Regions from separate parts of the Homo sapiens genome. Here region 2 is linked to region 1. Evidence: chromatin contacts called from ENCODE Hi-C or POLR2A ChIA-PET data. All regions are on one chromosome and are shown on one strand. The core of a region is the stretch at or near the end of the contact, and the rest is flanking DNA. Distances in the headings are between cores, read along the strand shown.

Region 1 (5,489 bases), core at 1-2,500:
CCAGGTGGGTCATAAAGACCTCACCAAATCAGTGGAATTTCCTTCACTCTCTAGGATGTGGGCTGATGTGAAGTAAAAGGTGAGGGTAAATAGTGCTCAGTGGCCCTGAATTCAGAAAGGATCTGGGGTGACTCTGCTACATCAGCTACGTCCCAGGGTCAGAGAGAACCCGGGCCAGGCAAGCGGCGCACCTGCTGCAGGTTGTTCTGGAAGTTGAGGAAGGCCAGGTCTCCCTTCACCTGGCGGATCACTTCCATGGTCAGTGCCTTTTCTTCATGGATGATGGCCAAGTGCAGGAACCTGTGGGGAAGAGAGGGAAAAACCCCAGGGGTGGTGAGTGCACCGCGTGGGGCCCAGGGAGGCGCGGGCTGCGGGGGATTGCGCAAGGCCGGGGTTTCTGGAGGCCGAGGCCGCGGTGTTTTCCGCGAGGTTATTATGAGCTGAGTGTTCCTGGCAGGCGCCCAGGGACTTTCCGCCCCCCTCCCCCCGCGGCCCCGGCGGGCGCCGGCCAGACCGCCCCGCCCTCCCGCCAGCTCGGAACGCCCTGTACTTCCCCTCCCGGCTGCTCGGCGCCCGCCAGCGGCCAGAAACTCCCGCCCCGCCTTATGCAACCGGGGACTTCGCGTCCCCGCTGCCGCCCCGCCCCCGGCCTAGAGGACGGGTCTGGGGGGAGGGGGCGTGTGGCGACGCTGCCATCCACCAGGGCCCAGCCGCCGCCCCTCCGAGTTGGGCCGGTGCCCCGCGCGGCCCTGCAGCCCTGCAGCGTTCGGGGCGGTGCAGGAGCCCCGGGGTGCCGCGGCGCCCGCCCGGCTGCATCGCTGGTCCCCCGGCTCGGGCTCCAGGCCCGGCGCCTCCCACCCCCAGGCCGCGCGCGTCCCGCCCTCCCGACGACCCCCAGCCCCGGGCCTCCGCCACTTACGAGTCCCCGTCCTCGGTGAGCTGCTGCTTCCAGGGCTCCGAGCCGCGCGGCACCTCCTGCGGCTCGAGGCGGATCTCCTGCAGCTCCTTGACCATCTGCTCGTACTCCTCGTCTTTCATGGAGTCCAGGCCGCTGTCGTGGCGGTCGTCCAGTAGCCGCTCCTTCTTCAGCCCGTCGCGGGGGCCCTCCATGGCCCACTCCTGGGGGCGCTCGGCCGCCTGGAACATGGCGCGGACGAGCTGCGGGCGCTGCTGCGGGTGCGCTGGGCCGCGGGCTGCGCGCTGCTTCCTCGCTGGGGCGCTGGCGGGCGGGACGGCGGCACGGACTGCTGTGGGCTCTGCAGCGCCGCCGCGGCGCCCTATAAACGCTGGCTGGGGATTTCTCTGGGGCGGGGTCAGGCTCGGGGAATTTCCAAGCCAGTCAGACCAGAAAAAGAGAACTGGCTTCGTCCTCTGCTAGGGGGAAAAAGAAGCCTAAACCCTGAGCTGGGGTTCATCGGAGAAACTCCCTGCGATGAGCCACTAGGGTCACGGACAGGGAACTTTTTGATGAGCGCCGAGTGGCTGGAAAGTCCTTCCGACCAGGCCCCCTCCCCCCGGTACTTCCCTGCAGCCTGCACCCTGTAATCCTGTCCCTCTGCAAGTGAGCCTTCTTTCCCTGGGGTTTCCCACGATCGATTTGAATTGGGGTCGTCGGCTGCTGAGATCCCAAGGACGCCGACCTGATGGGCGGTCCCTCTTTGGGGTTTGCCAACCTGCCGGTCCTTTCCGTTTTTTGATCTTTTGAAAACGCAAGAGTGGAAATGATGGCTGGGCGTAGGGATTTGCTTTCCCCAGACTTCTAAGGGGAAGGACGCACTGTGGTTAGGGGGCTGCAGGCCGCGCCGGTGTTTCTGCCTATACCAGGCTCTTTGCAGCAAAGGAACTTTTAGCTTCGCCCCCACCCCCCCACGCACCCCCGCCAGGTAGAAGTTGTGAAAGCTTTGGAGGAGTGAAAAGCCTAAATCCTTGGAGAACTCTCAAATCACTTCCTAGGGATGAACAGCCCTGTTGACTGGGGGAGGGGCAAACGCTCCCTGTATGGGGAAACTGCTGAATAGGACCATGATTTTTTTTGTTTCCCAAGTAAAGCAAGGTGTTAATGTTTGTAGTGGTGGTTGTGGATACCTTGCAATAGCAGAGTAGCTATTGTGTTCATAAGTAGCTATTCGTTTATGCTATCTGACCTACATTGTGCTCCCGCAGAAAAAGGATCGTGAGCCTACTTCTGGGCACCCAAATTCGAGGAGAACTTAGAGAAGGAGGCTGAAGAATGAGTTTAGTTAGTGCCTTAACCGCGATTGGACCTTAAGGACCACTAAGAAAGTAGTTGCCAGGCATCCTGCGGGAGGCTCAAGGTAGTCCCATCCTGCCCGCCCCTCCTTGCTCTCTTGTCCTGGGGGACAGTAGCAGTTGGACCCATTCACGCCACCTGGGTAGAAAGGGGTTTCGGCTCACTATGCTCTGGTTTCACCTGCAGAAATATAATTTATGCTCTCCACTCCACCTCCACCTCCAAGCCTGCAAGCCATGGACTGAATTCATCTACTTGGTAGAATTGGTACAGGCAAAATAAAGCAAACTTCGGTCAGAGCTCTTCAGAATTAGTCCCAGGAGGCCTCTGTAGTTCTGCAGAGATTTCTGGTGATTATTGCAATCATCTTTACCTTGACTGGCCTTGTACTAACCAATCCTTCCCCTCTCTTCGTATCTCCACCCCTCCCCTAATATTAGAATGAAAGAAATCTGACTCGATAGAGAGAGACCAAGTATGAAGGGAAAAAAATTAAAATCAGATAGACCCTCCAGGGTAATAATGATCACATGTTACAATGAAAACTTCCCAGGGATAGACACCATTGTCTCTGCAGGTTTATGATATGCAAATCTACAATGATTGAGGCAAGGTGAAACAGTGACTGCAATGGGACATCTCAATTCCAGGTTCTATCTTTACTTGACTGCACATTAGTTGGAGAGGTCAGTTAACTTTTTTGTGGTATACTTAACTTTTATAATAAGATTAGATTGAATGTTACTTAAGGTCTTTTCTAGCTTAAAAGTCATATTGCTTGTCTACAAATGCATGCCTAACTCTCCTTTGTAAGGGTGACCATGGCTCTTGGAAATGTCAGGGTATAAATTTTTGAAAGAATTCCAGCGCCTTATGTACCACATTGTTCTCAGAACTAATCTTGTAAGATAGATATTGTTCCTACTTCCCTAAAAAGAAACTGAAATGCATAGAAATTTACCCAGGAACCCCTTGGCAGTATATTAATCATTTGGCCAAAGCAGTCTTAGTATTAACACTTTTGAAAACACGCTGTGAAAATCAGACTGACTACACTATAATTTGGAATGTACTCAAAAGTATTTTCTACTCCAACTGTTAGGGAAAATAAAGGGTGGGTGTCCCCTGACCCCCATCTGGGGATAGTCACTTCTTTTAAACAAGTACAGAAACATCAAACTCTAAATGTCCCAATTATAGAGGATACATCAGAAGAAGATATTTGGCTTCAGGTATAAAAATGGTTATAAAAAATAAAAATATCTGAGGAATAAGGTTTTTTTGCACCACCTTCTATGGTTTTATATTTCTGGTAGCCTTCAGGATCTTGGTGTTTATTCCTGATTGTTTTGTGTGACACCTAGTGGTAAGAGTAAGGCACAGGCGTTCCTTGATTTGTCATAGTGCCTTTTGCAAAAATTGGGAGGTGCTGAGCCTTGATGACTTGTCCCTACAGTGGAGATTTCCAAGGAGGTACCTATTGTTTTCCTGCGACTCTGGGAAACAGTTTTGAATAATGTGATCCAACAGGTTTTCTCCCCATCATCTATAGCGCTATATGGTTTAAGTCAACAAACATTACAACGTGGGTGAAAAAGAATATACACTTGGAAATTAGAACCATGAGCAGACTGGGCAGAAGACAACAAGAGGGTCTGGTTTTGATTTAGAAAGACCTTTATGGGCCAGGAGTTGTGGCTCACTGCTGTAATTTCAGCACTTTGGGTTGCTGAGGCAGGAGGATTGCTTGCCACCCAGGAGTTGGAGACCAGCCTGGGCAACAAGGCTAAACTCTTGTCTCTACAAAAAATATAATTAGCAGAGTGTGGTGGCAGGTGCCTGTAGTCCCAGCTACTCCAGAGGCAGAAGTGGGAGAATTGCTTGAGCCTGGGAGGTGGAGTTTGTAGTGAGCCATGATGGCACAACTGCACTCCAGCTTGAGCAACAGACTGAGACCCTGTCTCAAAAAGAAAAAAAAGAAAAAGAAAGACCTTTATGGACCCTTCAGCACTCAGATTTTTCTCCTCCTCATTGTCAAACATTCTAGCTAACATAACCGTTAAAAAAAATGTTAAAACTGTAGGCTGTGCGCAGTGGCTCACGCCTATAATCTCAGCACTTTGGGAGGCTGAGGCAGGTGGATCATGAGGTCAGGAGTTCGAGACCAGCCTGGCCAACATGATGAAACCCCGTCTCTACTAAAGATACAAAAAATTAGTCGGGTGTGGTGGTGCAGATGCTGCTTAGGAGGCTGAGGCAGGAGAATCACTTGAACCGAGGAGGCAGAGGTTGCAGTGAGCCGAGATCGCGCCATTGCACGCCAGCCTGGGCAACAGGGTGAGACTCTGTCTCAAAAAACAAAACAAAACAAAACAAAATACTTTAGATAACTGATTTTTAATGTTATTTGGCCTTTTTAATGCATAAGGCAAAATAATAAGTTACACCTCAAAGCTGCTTTGTATTTTGGCCCAGGACGCAGCCGTAGGAAATGACAGGACGGCCAGTGATGCTCCAGGAGCACCCCCATGGGAAAAGGAGCATCGCCAGGGCCTGGTTTGGCTGCAGGCACTTCAGGCACTCCTCCTGCATGGAACAAGCACAGTATGGACAAAACCTATTGCCTGAAGTGCCATGGAGAGAGTCTACAAGTTCAGCCAGGTGGTCCAAAATCCTCAGGGCAGGGTGGCCTGTGTCAACTGGCCTGGCCAATTAAAACTAAATTGTTTTGGCTACAGCAAATTCAACTCTGGAATCAGGCTACCTATTGCTCAGTGCAGCTAGGCTGGAAGAAAGACGAGCCATGACAGAGTTCCTGAAGAGCAAGGCAGGTGCACTCCCAACTGGCAGCCCCACTGTGAAATTCTAAATATTCTGCTTTCAGTCTCAGGTTGTCTTCTTTCTTGCTATCGTGGTAGCAACTGTCTGCATCCTCTTCAGAACAGGGAGCCCCCAAGCTATGGATCTTTTCCCATAGAAAAACAAGGCTGGGGGCGGTGGCTCCGACCTATAATCCCAGCACTTTGGGAGGCTGAGGCGAGCTGATCACCTGAGGTCAGGAGTTCAAGACCAGCCCGGCCAACATGGTGAAACCCCATCTCTACTCAAAATACAAAAATTAGCCAGGCGTGATGGCACATGCCTGTAATCCCAGCTACTCGGGAGGCTGAGGCAGGAGAATCACTTGACCCTGGGAGGTGAAGGTTGCAGTGAGCTGAGATCGTGCCATTGCACTCCT
Region 2 (6,088 bases), core at 3,290-5,789, 130 kb after region 1:
ACTCCTTATGACTTTGTATACTTTCTTTTGTACTCAGTCAGGGTGGGCTTCAGGCCTGTGGGTTGCAGTAACAAGAAACTGTGATGCTTTTTTTTTGAACCTGGTAGCTTATGATTTTAGACATCAATTCATTTATATATGTCAGGCATTGATCTAGATACCAGATGAAAACGAAGCTGAGAACAAAACAAAGAACCTACCGTCCTGGATTTTATAGAGACAACAGACAATTAACAAATACATAATACAGTGGCAAATAGTGATAAATGCTATGAAGAAAAAGTAAAGGGACAGAAAATGATGAAGATATCCTTCAGGCAGTAGAGAAAAAGAAGAAAATGATGAAGGGTGATGGTGGGTTAGGGCTGTTATTTTAGTTTGGGTGGTCAGGGAAGATCTTTCTCAGGTGGTATTATTTGAGTAAAGATCCACAAATGAAGTTAAGAAACAAGATGTGAACATATCTGAAGAAAAAACATTCTGGCAGAATAAACAGCCTTGAGGTGGAAGTGTGCTTGTCATGTTTGAGGAAAATAAGGTGTCCACTTAGATGGAGCAGACTGAATGAGGAAAAGAGGAGTGGGAGATGTGGTTTAAGAATATCCAGGGACCAAGCAGAGCTTTGGATTTTATTCTAAATGTGTTGGGAAGCCACTTGAAGATTTTGAACAAAAGAGTGAAAGAATCAGATTTATATTCTAATAGGATACAACTTGCTGCTGAATAAAGTATACACTATAAGGAGGCAAGGATGGAAGCAAGAGACCAAATAGAGTAACAGTGGTAGAGAATTTGAGAAGATTCAGATTCAGGAAATGCTTTGAAAATAGAGCTGATAAGAACTGCTAATGGATTGAATATGGGGTGTTTAGCTTTAACCCAAAGTCTTTGGGTTTTGGCTGAGGCAACTAATTGAATGAAGGTGCCATTTACTGGGATGAGGAAAACTGAGATGGGGATTAAGTTTAGGAGAGGAAATCAAGAGTTTGGTTTTAGATTTGTGAGAGACTGTTTGACTTTCAAGTTCCTAGGGACAATGGGCCTGTAGTAGCTGCAGCTGGTGTTAACCTTTTACAGGGACATGTCTAAGTGGAGGTGAGGGGGCAGAGAAACAGAAGAAATAAAGTTCCTTCTGAGTAATCTCCCAGATATTCAAGTGATAAAAAGCAGGTTAGTCATCTGAGCCTGTCTTATACACACTGATTTCAGGGCAAGAAGAAGTCTCCTCTCTCTTCAAAAAATGTTCCGATTTCTATTGTCTCAAAATTTCTGAATTTAAATTAAATGTATCCCGCAATTAGAGAAAGCAGAAAATGTAAATAGCTTGAGAGATAATCCAGTGCGTATGAGTTTTTACCAAAGTATAACTGAGAGCAGATGAAGGTCCTGAATGTTTAATCTTTTTGTGAAGAGAAAGGAGGTAGATATTAAATAAAACAAAGATTTTATAATCTTGCTTTGGCAATGCCCTATTTATCGTAATTTTTAAGTGAGAAACTACAGAAAGAGTGTTTGTATCTTGAAGGATCATCTAAGTTTATACCCAAGGGGGGATTACGCATTTAAATTCTTTCTCTTCCCCACATTTTAATCCTTTCTATCTTTTAACCCTTAGTCTTTTCCCAAAAGTGTTCTTCAACTAGAAGGCCTGTGGCATGATTGAGGCTTGTCAACTCTCTTCTAGGGCCAGATTTCAAACAGATGGCCCTGGAGAATGCTACTTATCTGTACAGTTCTCCATTTGATGTTGCAGTGTGCTAGTATCCTAGGGGAAGGGTACCACATTTAACTCCAGAAAGGATTTAAGGCAGTTTTGCAATTTTTTTTTTTCTGATTATCAGAGTAATATACGATTATTGCAAAATATTTTAACAAAAAAGTTAAAAAAAGACTATTTGAATTCCTACTTACTAGAGGCAATCCCAACAACATTTTGGCATATTTCCTTCCACTGTCTTATATGCATTTCGTTTTTTTCATAACTGAGCTCTTTATTGTACAAGCAACTTTTGCTGCCTGCTGTTTTTGCTTAGTTATGGTATATATGTTTGTCTCTATCATTACATTTTTAAAGCTACGTAATCATCTATAACACGGCTATACTATAGTTTACTCAAGATGGTTTCTGATTATTTATAATTACAAATAACACTGTGATAAACAGCTTTGTGCATAAATCTTCGCTCTTCTTTTGGATGACTTACTAAAGGAGGAATTGGTAGATTAAATGTATACATACTTTTTAAAGCTTCTGATGTAAATTGTTACAATGATTTCCAGAAAGGATGTTATTAAATTACACTTGGGAAGGGAAGGAGAGAGCTATTGGAACTATCGGATCTGGTAGAAAATATCTGACAGCAATTCTTACAAAGTACTATGCCCCTGGGGAAGAGTCCTTTCTCTCTCTGGAAAAGGGGTTATCTTAAAGTATTAAAATTATTACATCAGATTTTCCACACCACACAATATGTATGGATCATGAGGAGGAAAGGAGAATTGAGAATTTGAGTTAGAAGTCACATATAAGCTGACATGTCAGAAATGACCAATTTGGGAAACTAAGTTTACCAACACTGCTAAAGGACTCAAATATTTTAAACAGTGGTTCAGATATTGTGATTATGCAGTATCAGGTTTATTTAATTTTGTATCATTTCATGCTATTTAATGAGACAATATAATGAGTGTTTTTCAAACTGTGGGTCCTAATCCATTTGTAAATTATGAAATCAATGTATTTTCTATGACTGCTATTTTTAAGAAACAAAATACAATACAATGAAAAATATGAGAATGCACTGCAAACATTTCAATGTATGATTTCATAATTTACAAATAGATTAGGACCCACAGTATTATTTTGTGAGACTTTTGTTTCAGTTACATGTGTGTATATACTATAGAACACATTTATTATTGTGGGATGTGATTAAGGAAAAAAATAGTTTGAAGCCATTGGTGTAGTGGAAAGAGTCTGGGCTTTGGAATTAGCCAGAACAAGTTTGAATCTGAGCTCTGCTTGGCTTTTACCCATTATCTAACTAAATGGCTCAATCACCACATTGAAAAAAGAGAGAAATAATATCTCCTTTTTGGTTTGTGTGTGTACATGTTGTGTGCGTGTGTATGAAGATTAGAGATTACTTAAGCAGAATGCCTATAACATAGTCAATGATTAATATATAATTACTTCCAAATCTTTCTCAAAATAATGTTCTCCCTGTAAAAATACTTCACTGAAGAAAGACAATGTGTTTTATTGATGACTACATCTGTTATGCTATCGTGTACTTTTAAAACACCTCTGTCAGTCTTTTTCTCCAATTTGGTTTAGTAAGGAGACTTGTGCACATAGTCTTTCCCCTTCCTGTTCTCACACTTTATTTACCTATATTATGGATCTTGGCACTTTATATCTGTCATAGATGGTCTAATTGTTGCCTAGTTCAATTACTACTAAACACTTTCAAACCTCTTCTAGTTCTCAAAATAGTGGTGGGAGCATTGCAGGGTGCCAGATGAAAATCTGTTGAGTTTGCTCTACAGCACACCTTTTGCAAAGTATCACTTGTGGTGTACGGGGAAGCAGCTGTAATGCTGATTCCGCCGGCATTTCTCACTCAATCTACTCCATGCTAAACAGGCCGGTTAGGAATTAAGTCATACTCTGGGTAGTACAAGTGGAAAGTGTGAACAGAGAAACCACTTTATGCGAGGACAGTGGAAAATGAGATCCTCCTTTCCTCTCCCTACTCCTGCTCCTATCGAGAAGCACTTAAGAGCGCAGACGCCCAGGACCCAGCCGCGCTCGGGCGTCCCGACTCGGAGGCTGGCGGCGGGCAGGCACGCTCTCCCGCGCTGAGAGCCCTTCTGCGGAGATGAACTCTCGAGTGTCGCCGCCGCGCGCGGGCCCGATCGATACCGGCGGGCGGACGTGCTCCCGCCGCCGACAGCAGCCACAGGGCGGTGCAGTCAGCTGTCCGGCCGCTCGGTCGCACTTCTCATCAGCTCAATACCCGCAGAGGACGTGCACCGGTTCCCTCCCGGACACCCACCCCGTGGTCTCCGCCGCACCTTCTGCCCACCGCCCCTTCCGCTCGGCCGTCCGGCGCAGAGCGGGAGCTTTTCAGCCAGACGCCCTCGCGTTGGGGGCAGCCGGGTCCCGGCCCGAGCGGAGGGCGTCGTGAGGTGGCCTTTTCGCCCGGCTCCCCAGTGGGACGCTCCGCGGAGGCAGCCAAGGCGGGGAGTGTCGAGCTCCCTCACACTCTGGACCTTACCTTCTGGCGTCTTCGCCCGGGAGGCTGCAGGGGGAGGCGGACCCAGCCGGCCACAGGGGCAGGTTCGCGGCGCTGTGAGGCGGGGCTGGGCGTGCGCCGCCGCCGCCGCCAGATTCGTCTACTCCAGTGAATCGGCACGGGAGAAAGCCCCGCCCCCGGCGCCCGCTCCCACTCCTGATTGGCCGGGCCAGCCCGGGGAGGCCCGGCGGGACCCCGGCCCGCGTCTCAGCTATAAAGATAGCCCCGGCATGACAGCCGCGGCGAAGCTCTTCTAGTTCATCTGCTGGCCGGCTCTCAGTCCCCGTGGCGCCCCCTTTCCTCTTGTCCCAGAGCGCTCTCGACTCCACCATGCCAAGGGGATTCCTGGTGAAGCGAACTAAACGGACAGGCGGCTTGTACCGAGTTCGCCTTGCGGAGCGTGTCTTCCCTCTGCTGGGGCCCCAGGGGGCGCCGCCCTTCTTGGAGGAGGCTCCCAGCGCCTCCTTGCCCGGCGCGGAGCGGGCGACACCCCCCACCCGAGAGGAACCAGGAAAGGGGTTGACGGCGGAGGCGGCCCGGGAACAGTCGGGGTCGCCATGTCGGGCGGCTGGGGTGAGCCCGGGGACGGGCGGGCGGGAAGGCGCGGAGTGGCGGGCGGGTGGCAGGGAAGGTCCCGGGCCCAGCCCCAGCCCCAGCCCCAGTCCAGCGAAGCCGGCAGGCGCAGAGCTGCGTCGGGCGTTCCTGGAGCGCTGCCTCAGCTCGCCCGTCTCCGCCGAGTCTTTCCCCGGGGGCGCCGCCGCCGTGGCCGCTTTCTCCTGCTCCGTGGCGCCAGCAGCCGCACCGACCCCGGGGGAGCAGTTTCTGCTGCCGCTTCGGGCGCCGTTCCCAGAGCCCGCGCTTCAGCCGGACCCTGCGCCCCTCTCGGCCGCCCTTCAGAGTCTGAAGCGGGCGGCCGGCGGCGAGCGCCGCGGCAAGGCACCCACGGACTGCGCGTCTGGACCCGCGGCCGCGGGAATCAAGAAGCCAAAGGCCATGAGGAAGTTGAGCTTTGCCGATGAGGTGACCACATCCCCTGTCCTGGGCCTGAAGATCAAGGAGGAGGAGCCCGGAGCGCCGTCCCGGGGCTTGGGGGGCAGCCGCACGCCACTGGGGGAGTTCATCTGCCAGCTGTGCAAGGAGCAGTACGCAGACCCCTTCGCGCTGGCCCAGCACCGCTGCTCCCGCATCGTGCGCGTAGAGTACCGCTGCCCTGAGTGCGACAAGGTGTTCAGCTGTCCTGCGAACCTGGCCTCCCATCGCCGCTGGCATAAGCCGCGTCCTGCGGCTGCAAACGCCGCCACAGTCTCCTCCGCCGACGGGAAGCCGCCTTCTTCGTCGTCTTCGTCCTCCCGGGACTCCGGGGCCATTGCATCTTTTCTGGCGGAGGGAAAGGAGAACAGCCGAATAGAGCGGACTGCGGATCAGCACCCGCAGGCCAGGGACAGCTCCGGGGCGGATCAGCACCCGGACAGCGCCCCGAGGCAGGGCCTCCAGGTGCTGACGCATCCAGAGCCACCGCTGCCTCAGGGCCCCTACACGGAGGGGGTGTTGGGGCGCCGGGTACCTGTGCCGGGCAGTACCAGTGGTGGCAGGGGATCCGAGATTTTCGTGTGCCCATATTGCCACAAAAAGTTTCGTCGCCAAGCCTATCTGCGCAAGCACCTGAGCACTCACGAGGCGGGCTCGGCCCGTGCGCTAGCGCCGGGCTTTGGCTCCGAACGCGGTGCCCCACTTGCCTTCGCTTGCCCATTGTGCGGAGCGCACTTCCCTACAGCAGATATCAGGGAGAA

The links. A loop is a pair of places that touch in the nucleus more often than their neighbours do. ChIA-PET counts read pairs that join two places held with the same protein, here RNA polymerase II (POLR2A). Pooled maps may share reads with other maps.
Region 2: a pooled map shows a loop between it and region 1 (4-fold over the local background). The contact joins the promoter of INSM2 here to the promoter of NFKBIA in region 1. A Hi-C loop is called at or near these places in 6 of 50 pooled maps. POLR2A ChIA-PET finds 5 or more read pairs at or near these places in 3 of 52 experiments (A673, SK-N-SH and WTC11).

The regions. Positions count from the first base shown.
Region 1 is chr14:35,403,499-35,408,987 of GRCh38, forward strand. It overlaps NFKBIA (NFKB inhibitor alpha), which reads right to left and starts at 1,251. Exons shown (of 6, transcript NM_020529.3): 1 at 920-1,251; 2 at 192-300. The coding sequence starts at 1,146. RefSeq lists enhancers at 1-52, 83-132, 1,237-2,108, 1,313-1,712, 3,690-3,749 and silencers at 333-922, 1,073-1,242.
Region 2 is chr14:35,529,625-35,535,712 of GRCh38, forward strand. INSM2 (INSM transcriptional repressor 2) reads left to right here and starts at 4,540. Exons shown (of 1, transcript NM_032594.4): 1 at 4,540-6,088. The coding sequence starts at 4,629. RefSeq lists enhancers at 3,334-4,158, 4,159-4,982, 4,983-5,806, 5,487-5,636, 5,807-6,088 and silencers at 3,977-4,056, 4,157-4,526.